Regions from separate parts of the Mus musculus genome. Here region 1 is linked to region 2. The links are chromatin loops, found by intact Hi-C in ENCODE. Cell type or tissue: left cerebral cortex. All regions are shown on one strand.

Region 1 (8,000 bases), 63 kb after region 2:
CTTTAGAACAAAACAAAACACCCATACACATTAAATAGAGGAAAGAAAACACTAACAAAAAAACCAAGTATTAACTCAGAAACTAGAACAAACAGACTGGGGTTGAGTCTCTTTTTGGGAATTGGTCCCCACAGGATCTGCAGGGAATCAGCATCAGGACACCTTCTGCCAGCTCATACAAGAAGGCCAGTATCATGTTCTCAATTCCATCGTGTCACACGGGCACACCCTTTCCACCACAGGGCAATGTCTATACACATAAGACTTTAAGTCTGCATTTCCTGAGCTGTTCCTACTAAAGTTCAGCCAGGTGACTTGTGTGAGTCCCCAAGTGACAACTAACCCTTGAGATGCTGCCCAATTCCTCTAATGTTTGTTTGACAGATTGCACTCCCAATCTTGCCTTGCCTTTAATGCCTTTATGATGTGTGGATTGCTATATACACATCACTAGACCTCAAATTGGTGAGCTTTTTCTCTGACATACACAGATTTCAATTCAAGAAGTCCAGACTCAGCAAAGACCATTAATAATCCCTATCAGCAGGGCCCCCGTCTCTACTCCACGCTAGGGAAGTTACACAATTACAGAACAGAAATTGGGAAAGCTAGTACAGGACAAACCACAGTCACCTACCTAATCCTGACACATCACCTGCTTGGACGTATTATGTACACAGACATTGCCCTGTGATCTAAAGGATGTATCCACGTGGCAGACATTAGCCCACGATCCCAGAACATTAAATATTATCTTAACTGCACCGCTTATCTCCAGGTATCTGAAAGTTCAGGTCTCACTACCAAAATGCCAAAGGTCTGTGTTCTAAACGCTTGCTAAGCCAGTATTTCTGATATTCTGCTGTCCAACAGGCGAGTCTAATTTATAAACGGAAAACCTGTATTTTAAACAGTTTGCTGGTTGACTTATTGAAATTTTAGAGCTGGTTCCTAGGGGTCGGGGTGTAAGTAATACAAGTTTTTAAGAGTTGGACTTCTAAGCTCCAGCCAGACCGTTAAGCGCACAAGCTAGCGGCCACAAGGGGAGGCAGGCAAGTAGACAAATGAGGAGGAAGGAAAAATGTGATGGATTTTCCTCATTGGTAGGTAGAAGAGTTTGGGGTGCAGGCCTCAACTATTTCCGAGACCAACACCTTCTAGGGTACAGCCTGATCCAAGACTCGCCTACTCTCGAATGTCCGTAGAGTGCTCGCAAACTGCCCAGCATCGACTGGCGATCGCCGTCAGCCCACCTCCTCCTCCTCCTCCTGCGCATCCATGCTTCTCTAAGGGCTCGGCCCATTCCTCCCTCCTCCGCCTTGAATCTCCATTCCTCACCGCCTAGCGCACCGGGTCCCCATTCATCCCTCCTCCGCCCCGCACCTCGCTGTCCATCCCCAAGCGGCTCATGGGGCCTTCACGACAGCTCCCTGGACAGCAGTGCGGGTCACTTACCCGGACGCGGCAGGCCCGTGGCCCTCACACCGCAGCGCAGCCACTTCAGCGATTCAGCCCCGCGCGGGGACGTGGACCGCAGCGAAACCCAGTTAGCTCAGCTCACTGGTGCGCGCTGGACCCCACCCGGACTGCCCCGGAAAGACGTCACGAAAGCGGGACCAATAGGCTGTCGCTGGCACGCGCGGCCGCGTGCGGTGGGCGTGGTTTGTTTAGGCCACGCCTGCTTCAGGAGCTGCCTTCCAACTTGGTCCCGCCTTGGCCACGCAGAGCTATTTGGAGCCGATCTAACGGAAGTGAGCGATCCAGGGACTTGTAGGCTATGTCTGTGTCTAGGGCTTTTCCCAGAAGCCGGGGAGAAGAGGGGTCAGATCAGGTGAGCGCAGATGTACTCGGACGATGGCTGGTCTGGACAGGGCAGCTCTAGAAGGCCTCATGAGGTACTTTATGAGGCTCTTCTGACCCGGTTCCTGATCTTTCTTCCCATCGGCTATTCAACTCCTTAAGGCGGTCCAGCCTTGTCCTTGCTCGCAGGCATGGCTTGGCTACTGAGGTTTGCTTTGCACACACTGCACCTGCCAGCTTCTGGCTAAGCATTTCACCTGAAAGGCAATACACTGATTTAATCCTGCAAGAAGATCTCGCTTTTGTTTTCAAGTCCAGAAACAGTCTCACAAAGGGCTTTGGAATTTTACACGTGGCATGACACGTGGGACGAAATGGAAAGCCTGTGAGACTTGCTTTTAATTTTAAAAGATTAGGGTTGGAGAGATGGCTCAGCAGTTAAGAGCACTGATGCTCTTGCAGATGACCCCGCTTGATTCCCAGCATCCACACGGTGGCTCACGACCATCTGAAAGAGCAGTTCCAGGAGATTCCATGCCTTAAGGCCTCCAGTGCACGTACATACATAATATGTATTGGAGTAGGCAAAATTCCCATACATAATGTTTGTATTTTATTTTTGAGTCAGGGTCTCTCTTTGTATCCCTTCTGTACTGGAACTCTGCATAGATCCAATTGTCCTTGAACTCACAGAGATCACTTGCCTCATGACTTCCTGTGCTAGGATTAAAGTCATGGGCCACTGCATCCAGCATACATAATTTTTAAAGAAAGAATTTAACGTAAAGTAGGTTTTGCAAGTCAGTAGGTGAATTCTGCTACTGAATGCCAATTTGTGTAAAACCCTTTTTAGGTCTCCTACCATGCCCATCCAAAGCGATCATCGTTGCCAGTTTTGTTTTGAGACAAGGTTTCACAGTCCAGCCCTGGCTGGTTTGGGGTTTCACAGTCCAGCCCTGGCTGGTTTGGGGTTTCACAGTCCAGCCCTGGCTGGTTTGGGGCTTGCTATGTAGATCATCCTAGCCTTGAACTCACAGAAATCTGTTTGCCTGCTGGGATTAAAAGTATGTGCCACCATGGCTGGCCTATTTCTAGTTTTATAACCTGTCTTGAGTCCTGGGATCAGAAACCAATGGACCCTGCTCTGAGCTCTATTAAGACTATATATAAGCCTTGCTGTGCTGTCATCAGCACAACCTGCTTTCCGCTGTGTGGAATTTGCCCATCAATGGCTTGCTGAAAGCAGCTGGAGGAAGGCACTGGCAGACAAGCTCCTTTTGCTTTGTGTTTATTTTAATCCCCCAAGGTGTTCCAGAAGAAGAAATACAATATCAGTGCTCAGTGAAAACACTCCTGAACCATGGAAATGGCGTGTAGTGCTGTTCACCCTTTCCTCAGATGTCAAGAGTCTCTGGTGTTCAACTCACAACTTCCTCAAATGCCAAGGTACTCATTTCTCTCCTAAGAAAAACAGATAGTAGGGTGTGGTGGTGCATGCCACTGATCCCAGCACTCAGGAGGCAGAGGCAGGAGGATCTCTGTGAGTTCCAGGCCAAGGCTACATAGTGACACCTTAAAAAACAAAATAAACCGGCATGTGGGGGTTGGGGGAGAACTGGAGAAATGGTTCAGCAGTTAAGAGCACCAGCTGCTCTACCACAGGGGCTCTCAACCATCTATAATGAGTTCTGATGCCCTCTTCTGGCATGAAGGGGTATATTCAGATAGAGTACTCATATACATAAAATAAATAAATAAATCTTTTTTTTTTTTATAAAACAAATTCCCATTAATTTCATTTTGGTTTTTTGTTTTAAAGATTTATTTATTTATTATATGTAAGTACACTGTAGCTGTCTTCAGACACTCCAGAAGAGGGCATCAGATCTTGTTACAGATGACTGTGAGCCACCATATGGTTGCTGGGATTTGAACTCTGGACCTTCGGAAGAACAGTCGGGTGCTCTTACCCACTGAGCCATATCACCACCCCCAAATAAATCTTTTTTAAAAAGAGAAACAGACAGACCCAAAGTGTTTTGAAAAATTGGAAGCAATGTGCTTGTTCACAGGTCTTCATGAACATTACTCTGAATTTCCCAGGCAAGTAATGAGGTAAAAATGGTAGAAGTAGAGCCAGCCAGGCAGTGGTGGCACACGCCTTTAATCCCAGCAGCTGGGAGGCAGGGGCAAGCAGATCTCTGAGTTCGAGGCCAGTCTGGTCTACAGAGTGAGTTCCAGGGGCTATACAGAGAAACCCTGTCTCAAAAAAAGCAAAAAAAAAAAAAAAAAAAAAAAAAAAAGGTAGAAGTGTAAATTTTTTCCTTTTTTTCATGACAAGGTCTTGCTATAAAACTTTAGATGGCCTAGAACTCACTATAAAGACTACGCCATCCTCAAAATCAGATATTCACCAACTCTGCCTCATGAGTGCTGGGATTAAAGACATGTACCATGATAACTGGCTAAGAATATAATTTTAAAAGTAAATTTTCATTATTTATAAAATATGTGAACTATTTTATTATTATTACTATTTTTTTTTTTTTTTTTTTTTACTTTTGGAGACAGGGAATGTTCTGTAACTTGCTTTGTTCACTAAGCTGGAGGAAGTCTGAGATTTGCCTACATCTGCCTCCCAAGTACCACCAGTGCCCAGTCAATTTTTATATGTATATCATTTACATGCAATACCCATGAAGAGAGTGTCTTATCCTGCAGTCACAGATTGTTGTGAGCCACACATGTGGGTGCTGGGAATCAAACCCAGTTCCTCTACAAGATCAGCAAGTGCTCTGACCATTGAGCCATCTCTTCAGCCTCTTTTTCCCTTTTTTTTTTTTTTTTTTTTTGGTTGTTGTTGTTTTGAGACAGTTTCTTTTTGTAGCCCTGCTTGTCTTAGAGCTAGCTCTGTAGAGCAGGCTGGCCTCAAACTCACACTCTTCTTCTTCTTCTTCTTCTTCTTCTTCTTCTTCTTCTTCTTCTTCTTCTTCTTCTTCTTCTTTAAAAGATTTATTTATTTGTTTTATGTAAGTACACTGTCATTTAAGACACACTTAAGAGCATCAGATTCCATTACAGATGATTGTGAGCCACCATGTGGTTACTGGGATTTGAACTCGGGACTTTTGGAAGAGCAGTCAGTGCTCTTAACCGCTGAGCCATCTCTCCAGCCTGCCTGAAGTTTTATTTTAAAAAGAAGATGAGGGCTGGAGAGATGGCTCAGTGGTTAAGAGCACTGACTGCTCTTCCAGAGGTCCTGAGTTCAATTCCCAGCAACCACATGGTAGCTTACAACCATCTGACACCCTCTTCTGCAGTGTCTGAAGACAGCTACAGTATACTTACATATAATAAATAAATAATTCTTAGCCAGGTTGGTGGCGCAAGCCTTTAATCTTAGCACTTGGGAGGCAGAGTCAGGCAGATTTCTGAGTTCGAGGCCAGCCTGGTCTACAGAGTGAGTTCCATGACAGCCAGGGCTACACAGAGAAATCCTGTCTTGAAAAAACAAAACAAAACAATAATAATAATATAATAATTAATTAATTCTTAATAATAATATTAATAATATTTCAGGGCTTTAATCTCAGTACTTAGCATTAGGGAGGCAGAGGTGGGCAGATTTCTTGAGTTTGAGGCCAGCCTCTTCTACAGAGTGAGTCCCAGGACAATCAGGGCTACACAGTGAGACTGTCTCAAAACAAAATTATCTAGAAGTATAGTGAGTGAGTGTAGTCCTGAGTGAATTGTGTTGTTGATGTAATATGCCATGGCGCAGCCATATTACAGCCCCCAGTGCCTCAGCCCATGTGAGCGGCAAAGCCTTACCTGAGGGATTAAAGCCTTTCTCTGGTTGGAATGTGAACATAGACAATATGTGAAAAAAAAATGTCCACGGTAGTCACCCAGTCCTAAGACTGCTCCGCTGCAGAGACTGCTCCTGCTGAGATGAGCTAAACCTGTCTCCTTGTTCACCAGCTCTGTATAATATACATCCTGAGCTTCCTGGATGCTGCCCATCAGAGACTCTAGCTCATCCAATCTCAGCTTTCCCTGTATATGTGCTGCCATTCCTTCATCCCTCACTGCCCCTAGTCAAGGTTCCAGGACCCAAGCTGTAAGGCAAAGAAGTAAAGGCTATGGCCAGGCATGTGGTACAGGTGTGGTACAGGTCTGGTGCAGGTGTGCCATCTCAGCTGCTTGGGAGGCAGGAGATGGAGGATTGCAAGTTCAAGGCCTACCTAGACTACAGAAGTAGTTCAAAGCTAGTCTTGACAACATAACAAGGCCATGCCACAAAATGTAAAAGGCAAAACAAGGGCAGGGAAGTAGCTCAGTGAGATCAAGTGTTTGTGTTAGTGTATTTCAGCCCCGTTGTCACAGACATGTCGGGGTTGGCATGAGAGATGGCTCCTTGGTGAAGAGCCCCTACTGCCCTTGCAGTAGGACCTTATACCAGAGTTTAATGCTCACCACCCACACTGCTGCCCACAACTTTTCTGTAACAATTACAGGGTGTCCAGGATGTCCACTGGCCTCTATGGACACCTGTATGCATTAGTTCTTACATATAGACATACTCATTTAAAAAGTAAAAACAGAAAAACAGGCTGTGAACTCTCAAACTAGAGGAGCCCAAAGCGCATTTGGCCCTAATTCTGTGGGCTCAGAGTCACACAGCAAAGGAGGAGGTTGGCCCATGTGGGAAACGAGCCCAATCCCAGGTCTGTATCAAGTTCCTAGCATTGTACTAAGGTTAATCTCTTGCTGTTAACAATGGTTCTGTAGTTATGTAAGATGCTAACATATGGGGGAATCTGGGTTAATATATGGGGAAGCAGGAACTGGATAGTATTTTTGTAAAACTTCTGTTAAGACAAAATTATCTCAAAATAGAAAGGAAAAAAAGAACAGGGAATAATGGTCATTTTGCTGGGTGTAGTGGTGTCTTGATGTGTGGGAGACTGAGTCAGGTTCAAGATGAGTCTGGTCTACATACGGAGTTCAAAGCCACCTAGGGCTGCATAGTGATACCCTGCTTCAATGTAAAAACAAACAAACAAACAAACAAACAAACAAACAAACAAACAGAGTCAATTTTACCACTGGCAAGTCTTGTCTTGCAAGATTGATTTGGTTTCATCCCCTGAATCTGTATGGTGGAAGGAGAGAACTGACTCCCAAAAGTTATCTTCTAACCTCCACACATACACCACGGCACAGGTGTAGACAGAAGACAGGGGCAAGTTAAGTTGTAGCGCACGTATACCCCTCCAGCAACCCACTTCCTCCCGTCTCCTATTTCATACTTCCCAATGCTATTAGGTCATGAAGCCATTTAGGAATTAATCCATTGATTAGATCTAAGTCCTCAAGACCTGATGGTCTCTGGAGACTCTATAATGGATGCTCATACTGTGGTGGTTTGAATGAGAATGGCCCCCTGTTGGGGATTGGTTCTAATGCTTTGAATTAATCTGGCCTCCAAAATCAGGAATCTGTATGTCCAAATGCTGAAGGTCCTTGTCCCCAATTGGTCTTTGATTGATGAATAAAGAGCCAACAGCCAATGGCTGGGCAGGTAGACCTTTGGATTGCGAGGGCTAAGAACTGTTAGGGAGAAAGAGAATCATGGCTTGGGGGAGAAGGACAGGATGTAAGAGCTGCAGGGGAGAAAGTCAACCAGCTATGTAAGAATTTGGGTAACTGGCCACTTCCCCTATTGGGCCTGGGGTAACAGGGGAAGGTTTAGGAGTCTCAGACATCCTGGAGGAGAACGTTTGTTAGCAGGGGAAGGTTTAGGAATGCCTAGCCTTTGAGCTAGTCACAGCATGTCAAAAATTAACGTGTGTGTGTGTGTGTGTGTGTGTGTGTGTGTGTGTGTGTGTGTGTGTATTTCATTTGCAAATCCAGATTGCTCCTGTGGTGTGTGTGTGTACAACCCACTAGGAGCCAAAGCAGTAGAGCTAAAAACTACTGCTCCAGTTCTCAGAGGCTTGAGTGCTGGAATAACTGGTCTCCAGTTGATGGAACTATATCGGAAGGATTAGGAATTGTATAGCCTTGTTGCAGGAAGTGTGTCACTGGGGTGGGCTTTGAGGTTTCAAAAGCCCACTCCAGGCCAAGTCTGATTTTTCTCTTTCGGCCTTCTGCCTGTGGACCAGGATGTAAGCTCTTTGCTGCTCCAGCACCATGCC
Region 2 (8,000 bases):
ATGGGAAATCGCTCTCAAAAAATTTTTTAAAAAGAAAAAAATCACTAGAAATTAACACAAACTTATAAAAATAGGCTAGAGTGATTATTGTATAGACTGAGTCTCTATAATAAAACCCTACAATGCAGACTGGAGAAATGGCTCAGTGGTTGATAGCACTGGCAGCTCTTCCAGAGGTCCTGAGTTCAAATCCCAGCAACTACATGGTGGCTCACAGCCATCTGTAATGGGATCCCGTGCCCTCTTCTGGTGTGTCTGAAGACAGCGACAATGTTCTCTATAAATAAAATAAATCTTTAAAAAAAAATAACAACAACCCTACAATGCATTTAAAATAATATGGATATAATTAAAAATTGGGGATTACAACAAGTTATATTTGTAACTGTAAACTGTTTGTTTTGGCTTCTTTTCTGGGGGGAAGAGGGGTTGGAGACAGTGTTTCTCTGTGTAGACCTGGCTGCCCTGGAATTTGCTCTGTAGACCAGGCCGGCCTCAAATTCAAGAGATCTGCCTCTCAAGTGCTAGAATTAAAGGCATGTGCTACCACTACCAGACTTTGTTCTGGCTTTTTGAAACAGGGTCTTACCATGTATTCTAAACTGACTTCCAACTTGAGAGCCTCATATCTCTAGAAGGCTAGGATTGTAAGTACAAGCCAGCCACTATGCTCACTTTGAAAAGTGTCTAGGAAAAAGTGGATTTCAGATTATACTGAACAAAAAATAATTTAGATATTGATCAGACACCTTTCCTCTCACTGATACTTCTAATCTTTAGGAAGCATCCAATTACTTCGGGGGTGGGTGAAGATTACAGTGAGATCTACTATTTAAAAAAAACTGTCTTTAACAATTTCCTATTAGAGTAGAAGGAAGAATGCAGATATGGAAAATGGATTTTAAAAGACACCCCCCCCATCTCCCAGTTAAAACTCCTGACCTGCTCAATAAGAACCCTTATCTGTACAGTAAGCTTATGGAATTCGGCCATTTAACTTCAAAGTTTGGGAGGTAGAGAGATAACTCAATGGTTATAAGTACTTGTTACTCTTGCAAAAGACCCAAATTCAGTTCTCGGAACCAACACAGTGGCTCCTAATCATTGGTAACTTAGGTTCTAAGGGACTGGATGTCCTCTTTGATCTCTAGGGGCACCAGATGCACATATTCGGGCACAACAACTCATACACATAACTTCTAATATATTTAAAAATCAGCAGGGATTTTAATTCACACTTCAAGATATGAGCCTTTTTTTAAATGATTTTACTATTTTAAATTATGTGTACGTGTGTGGTTACGTGCACATGAGTGTAGGTGCTCTTAGAGGCCAGAAGTGTCAGATTCCCTGGGACTGAAGTTACAGGTATTTGTGAGCCACCTGATGTGGGTACTAGGAACTGAACTCACTGACTGAGCTGCCTCTGCAGCCCGATATTTTAAGATTTCAAAACTGACAACTTGGGGCTGGTGAGATGGCTCAGTGGGTAGGAGCACCCGACTGCTCTTCCGAAGGTCAGGAGTTCAAATCCCAGCAACCACATGGTGGCTCACAACCATCCGTAACGAGATCTGACTCCCTCTTCTGGAGTGTCTGAGGACAGCTACAGTGTACTTACATATAGTCAATAAATAAATCTTTAAAAAAAAAAAAAACTGACAACTTATCCAAGAAAGACGCTGCTTTTGCAAACTGCTGCACTGAAGTCCATCAGTCAGTCAGTCTTCATGCCAGGAAAACAATGTTCTATCCACTCCAAAAACAAAGTAATTAAAGACAGAGAAAGCAAAGGTTGCATGGACATATAAAGCTGGTGTGTAGGCCAAGAACTACCTCCACCTGAGATACAAGTCCCCTGTGCTGTGTCTACAGTCACTCAACTTGTGCTCGGCAACCAATAATGTGAGCCCACAGAGGGATGGCATGTAGTCCCTTGTTTTTATAAGTAAAAAATGCTCTAGAGTTAACAAAGTCCCAGACCTTTTGACCAGAAAAAAGGATTTTGGTGAATAGAGAGAAGGTAAAGTTCACATGTGACAAGCAAAATAATGGATGGAATCATAATGATTTCTCTGAGAGCATCTGTTCTGCAAGCCACTGGAAAAGCACTCCTGAGGACACGGAGCTTCTCAGACACTATCCACAAATCTGCTGTACAACCAGACACATAGCTGGGCATTATAAACCTGTAAGCTGACAACTATGTAGGAGATTACATATGAGGTAAGATCCACTGATGACCAAAGGGAAACTTAAAAAGACTGCCCTACCCACCTATAAAACACCTGCTGGACTGCACAAACACCCCAGAACACAGCCCTCTCATCTGCATACATTTCTGCAACCCAGCCTTCCTGGGCATGGTCCACTGGTAACTTCTACAAGTACAGAGAGCCCAGTGTCACCACAGTGGGTGAAAATACATTCAAAAGAGCACTTGGGAGAGGAAGGAAAGTCCTTGGAAATGGTTTTTAAAGAGTTGGGTTTCAATCACAGAGAAAGGATGGAGGCCTAGTCTCCTCTTGAAGTATACAAAGTTAAGGGGTTTGTTTCTTTTCTTTTCCTCTTTTATAACAATTTTAAAGAACACTTTCAGTGGCACTGAGTAGATACAATTTGAAAAGCCTCAAAGAGGCTTGACATAGAAATTAACAAATTATCTCTTTCATGCTGTGACTACTGAGCACCTGTGCCGAGGTAGACCAGCTAAATCTATGATTCAACTATGATTCAACAGGCTCACAAGAAAACCAACGTACGTGCAATGGCAAAGCCAATCTCACCAAGCATGCAAAGACTTTCAGGGAACAGAGGAATCCTGGCTTCTGTGCAGGCCAACCAGGATGCTTCTTCATAAGCCTATGCCAGCAGCAGGCTATACTCTCTTGCGGCTTTTCTAAGGATGGATGTATGCTGGGACAGGAGAAAGCCAGAGACCGGATGGCCAAAAGGCACCAGGTATGGCAACTAGCATAAGTGAGCTTGGAAGAGGGAGTACAGTGTCCGATGTCGAGAGGCTATAGACTCAGAGTCTACTGTTTGCCCATGTATGACACCTAGACATTTATTTGCACACTTTAACCCTGGACCATAGGGGCTCTTAGTGAGGGACTTGGTCAAACCCACGTCTACATTGCAAACGTGTGTCTTTGGCAATTCACTCTTAAGGCATGGACTTCACTCAAAAGTCGTCTGTGGGGGCTGGTGAGATGGCTCAGTGGGTAAGAGCACCCAACTGCTCTTCCAAAGGTCTGGAGTTCAAATCCCAGCAACCACATGGTGGCTCAAAACCATCAGAATAGAGATCTGACTCCCTCTTCTGGAGTGTCTGAAGGCTGCTACAGTGTACTTACATATAAGAAATAAATAAATCTTTAAAAAAAGTTGTCTGTGATCATTTCAGGCAAAAAGAAAAACAATAACTTCTTCATCGCCTCTGAAAGGGCTTATGTTTTGTCTACTAATTACCCAAACTGGCTGGCGTTTCTGTCAAAATAAATAAATAAATAAATAAGAACGGGGAACAGTTACAAGGAGAAGCGAGTTCCTCTAAGGAATCCATCCACTCGGCAGCCTCCCAACCCCTCAGGCCTGTGTCAGACAGTTTTAAGTCTAGAAAGCAGGTTTAAAAAACAAACAAACAAATCAAGTCAGGCAATCCATCTTGTCTGCTCCTCTGAGAGGACTGTCTCAGAGTGAGCGCCATCAGAAAGTTCAAGATGAACTTCACGTCTCCTCCTCTCCTTCTTGCACTCTGGCTGAACGAGCGGATGACAGATCGAGTGACGCCAGTGCCACTGCGTGGGGCCCGAGCGACTGCCCCCCACCCCCACCCCACCCCCGCGCGCGACAGTCTGAGCCTGGAGCAACAGGAAACGAGGCTCGGGCCAAAACAAAAACAACCGAAAGTTCGGCGAGCCGGCGCGAGCAGATTGGGCGAGACGCTTGCCGGCCGCCCATTGGAGAAGAGGAAAAACACAGTCCCCCAATCCCGAGCGGCCGAGCAGCTCCCCTCGTGCGGCCGCGACCCGGCCCTCGCCGACCGCTACCGCTCCCTTCCGGCCGCCGCCAACACTGCAGGCCGTGCTCGCTCGCCCGGCCGCCCCGGCCCCGCAGCCCCGCCCCGCGGCCCGGTTCCTGCACGCACGCACGCACGCACGTACGTCCTCCGCGGCTCACCGCCAGCACTGCCGGTCTTCCAGCACCGGGCCCGTCCAAGAGCTCCGCCACCGAGCTCCCGAAGCGCCCGGCTACACTTTTTGGTCCCTCCAGAAAAATTAATCACCAAAAAATATTTCCTCAGAAAAAAAAATTGGAGAGTAAAATCCAATATGGCGGCACGGACGTAGCACCGCCCGCTGCCTCCGCTGACGGAAGGGGGGGGGAAATAAAGGAGTCCGCGTCCGCCGAGGGGCCCCCCCAACCCTGCCGCCACGGCCACCACCGCGGCCCGCGCCAAGCCCCTGTCCCCGAGCCCTGGCTCGCAGCGCCGGGCCACCCCCGCCTCACAGTCCTCGGGCCTCACCTCCACCTCGCGCGCAGTCGCGGGATCTGAGAGGCATCCGCCGACTTCGGGGCTTCGCGTCCTGCGTTCTCGCGCAGCGCCGGGTGCCGCCTCCGGTCCCCGGGCGTCCTCACCTCATAGCCCCCGAGCCTCGCTGCCGCGCCGCAGACGCGTCGCCGCCCCCGGTGAGCCACCCGGACACCGCCCGGGCTCGGTGGAAGGACACGAAAAGGAGTCCACGACTGACGGCGGAGGGACACCACGCCGACACCGAGCGTGCGCGCACCTTTGCTCCGCGCTAGTGGCCGCGATGGCTTCGACGGAATTCTGCGGGAAGAGGCTGAGAGACACCAGAGAGAATGAAGTTCCCTGCCGCGGCACCCGACAGCGGAGGCACAAGAGTAAATCCCCCCCACCACCACCACCAAAGAAACCACGTCGTTGCCGTCGCTGAGCCTCGAGGCGGAGGGATCGCAGCGAGAGTCGTTCGAAGATCCCTCCGCCCGGCTGCCCTTTAAATCTCGGTGGAGGCGGCGTCGCCGCGCGCCCGGTGGGCGCCACCTAGTACCCCGGCCGCTTGCTGCCCCGCGGGGTTGGCCCCCGCCCCCGTCTCGTGCGCACCTGCACCTACCAGGGACAGCTCCCGAGCTGCGATTTCAGGGGGCAACTGCGAGGCGCACGGCGCTCCGGGCCCGCTGTGCCTCCGGGGTGCACTGAGGGGAGGCGGCCGGGAATGGCGAGTTTCTTTGTTGTGGGGATGGGTGTCGTTGGAAGCAGAAACACCCTTCAAGACCATGTGGGCCACCTGAACGGTACCACGCGGGAGGCGGGGAGGGAGCGTGCTTTGGGTCCCCCGTGCTGACACCGGCCGCTCCTTGAGCACCTACTGAGTGACAACCTTTCCACGACGCAGCCACTCCTCGCCCTCTTCGGGCTCAACCGGCGCAAGAAAGGCGGTTTGGTCCTCCGGGAGCTTGGGGCGGAAGATCCGGAGTGGCTTGCACCCACGCCTGGGGTATGGTGAAGCCCCACCCCTTGGATCTTGCAGTTGGATAAGGGGTGCCTCACAACAATAACGAGGGTCACATCCTTGTCCCTAACCAGACGTCGTTCCCAACGATCTGGTGTGTCCCTTTATTTGTCCCTCAGGGTAATCCCCAGAGGTCGAGAGTATTGTGGGTTCCAGTTTACACACAGGGAAATTGAGGCATGGACTAGTTGGGTGACTTTTCAACTACTCAGGGCTGGAGCCAGAGCCTCTTATACACTATTCTATGAAAAACGCAGGCTTTAAAGTGAAGCAGGTGGTTGGGACCTGAAGGAGGTGTTTGAGGTTGTCACGTATTGAAGCAAACACCTGAGTGAGGTGGAGGGTGTTATGGAAAGGTACGAAAATGTCCAGGCAATGGAAAGAAAGAATGCAACTCCAGCGACACATGAGACAGGGAGAACAGCTGAGGCCATTGCAGGAGGGCCCCAGCCTGCCTCGGTTCCCTGCAAACACCACTACCACACTGAACACTCACATACCTTAGCATAGTAGGCATTTTCTAGAGGATGGCTCAGCAGAGTCAAGCAAATACCAACTTAGCTCCCATTGCCCTTGCCTCTTTGATCTTGAGTACTTGACGACGCTTGTTATCCCCTTCCATAGATGGGAAACAGAGGCACAGAAACCTGCTAAGGACACATAGCTGGGAAGGTATATTTCTTCAAAACCAGAATTCCTGTGCTGACCTCAGCTGTGTGACCTGTATCCTCAGTCTACAGACCATCTTGGGAGTGGGCAGTGGGCATAGGAGACCAGTCACAGGAGATACAGGGCTTGACACTTCAGGTCGACTTCCTGCCCTTTCCAGTCACCTGTTGCATCGGATCTATCCTGCTGTATTCCCTTTTTGTAGACACAGCTAACAATTCCTTTGATCTTAGTTTTGTTGTGTTTTTCTAGTTTCTTAATACCGCTACCCCACAAGACTTCTATAGGACTTGGCTCCAAATATGTGCCAGAGACACTAAAGTTGCTTCTGCCACGTTTGATACCAAATGCCAAAGAGCTGAACATACACGGGACACCAGATGGTGTCCCTCCAGTGGGCACCAATGGTCCTAGACTGACTTTCAGAGGTAGAATGCTCAGGTTCCAAGTCCACCCAAACTTCAGCAACCCTGGGCCCCAAATTCTCCTGTCTTCCACCTCAAAACAACAGCACATGACCCTTCAGGCTCACCCAAGCTCCCAGCTCTGTATAGCTCTTAAGTGCTTCCATTTATTCCCTGCTGAATGCCAGGCCAAGTGTAGGCATTCCCTTCCAAGGAAATGGACTGGGATTCTAGCCTGCCATAGAAGAACCCAAGTGAGCATAGCACAGCCTTTCAGCCTGTCCAGTGCTGTCCTTCCAATCCCTCAACAACTGCTGCTCTTCTAGCGGCAGCTCTGAGACCTAGGTAGACCATGATTGATGAAACTGGGCTGGGCTCAGGACCTTTGTTGAGCCATGCTGAAAGCTTGGGGCTTTTATAGGGCTTGATCTACGGAGGTCATGGCTGAGTTGGCTCTTGCCACAGCTGGGAGTTGCCCTCCTGGGGGAAACTGGAAATTAGACTTTCCTATAGTGGGAGGCCAGCTAGAGGATTCTCCTGCCAGCTGGCCCAGAGTAGGGATCAGGAAATAGAAGGCCAGGCACCTGCTGGGTCCCCACATGACAGGAGGCTCGGCATTTACAATGTGAAGCCTCTGGGTGCCCTATGGCAGGAGAACCAGCCACAGAGCTTGGGCCCCCCACCCAAACTGGCTGGACTCTGAGGGCTTAACAACTCTAAAGAAAGGCTGAGTTGGCGGGAGAGTCTCAGTCTGCCCTAGCAGAAACACCCTGAGGCTGACCAAAGGGAGCCCCAGCCAAACACTGGCAGGTCCCCTAAGCAAGCAGTGCCATTGCCAGGGCACTGACTAAGCCCACAGAGTCAGTTCCTGTGGTCAACAGGCAGGCATTGGTATGCCCAGTAGCATTTTAGTCACCCAGCCTGGTCCCGTGTTCCATGGTACCCCTTCTCCAAATGTTCATTTCACCAGTCCCCTTTTGCCTCGGGGGATAGCATCAGCATCCTGGGACCCTGTACTTCTTTGGAGTTCTTGCACATGGGGCTGACCATGGGATCTCAAGTTGGGTGAGTCATTTCTCAACCTCTACTTGTAAAGCAGCTTGGGTGCTTGGACTCTCTCAGATGGACCTCTCCAGCCTCTTCTCCAACAAATTCAAGACTGCTCTGCTGTCTTGAATCTGAAGCAGGTATCTGAAACTGGTGGGAAATGGAGATAGATTTGGGCATTCTGAGAACCTCTGGGTGGCTGGCTGGCTTCCTGGTCTTGGATAAGGGCACCACCAGGCCCCTGGACTGCCCCTCAGACACTTCTGTAACTCAGCTCCAGCACTCTTTCTGTCCTCCCTTATGCCTACAGTGACCTAGCATCCTTACCTCGCTACCTTTACAG

What was found. Hi-C counts contacts between places; a loop is a spot of excess contacts. Peaks named below come from ENCODE experiments on the same cell type or tissue, not always from the same donor. Only the 100,000 strongest peaks of a DNase experiment are listed, where the experiment ranks them.
Region 1: it touches region 2 in a loop (2.2-fold over the local background); 4 of 42 quality-filtered maps call a loop at or near these places.

Annotation. Positions count from the first base shown.
Region 1 is chr19:3,701,892-3,709,891 of GRCm38, reverse strand. 1810055G02Rik (RIKEN cDNA 1810055G02 gene) reads right to left here and starts at 1,599. Exons shown (of 4, transcript NM_028077.3): 1 at 1,456-1,599. It overlaps Gm36608 (predicted gene, 36608), which reads left to right and starts at 1,724. Exons shown (of 3, transcript NR_167751.1): 1 at 1,724-1,831; 2 at 3,107-3,246. In left cerebral cortex, CTCF peaks have their summits at 1,043, 2,280 and 3,504 (motif pointing left); DNase peaks (open chromatin) are centred at 1,643, 2,102, 3,373 and 6,568; H3K4me3 peaks cover 2,147 bases; H3K27ac peaks cover 1,283 bases.
Region 2 is chr19:3,764,869-3,772,868 of GRCm38, reverse strand. Kmt5b (lysine methyltransferase 5B) reads right to left here and starts at 4,980. Exons shown (of 11, transcript NM_001379678.1): 1 at 4,529-4,980. In left cerebral cortex, CTCF peaks have their summits at 3,312 (motif pointing left) and 4,038 (motif pointing left); DNase peaks (open chromatin) are centred at 4,062, 4,349, 4,780, 5,381 and 1 more place; H3K4me3 peaks cover 3,074 bases; H3K27ac peaks cover 2,709 bases.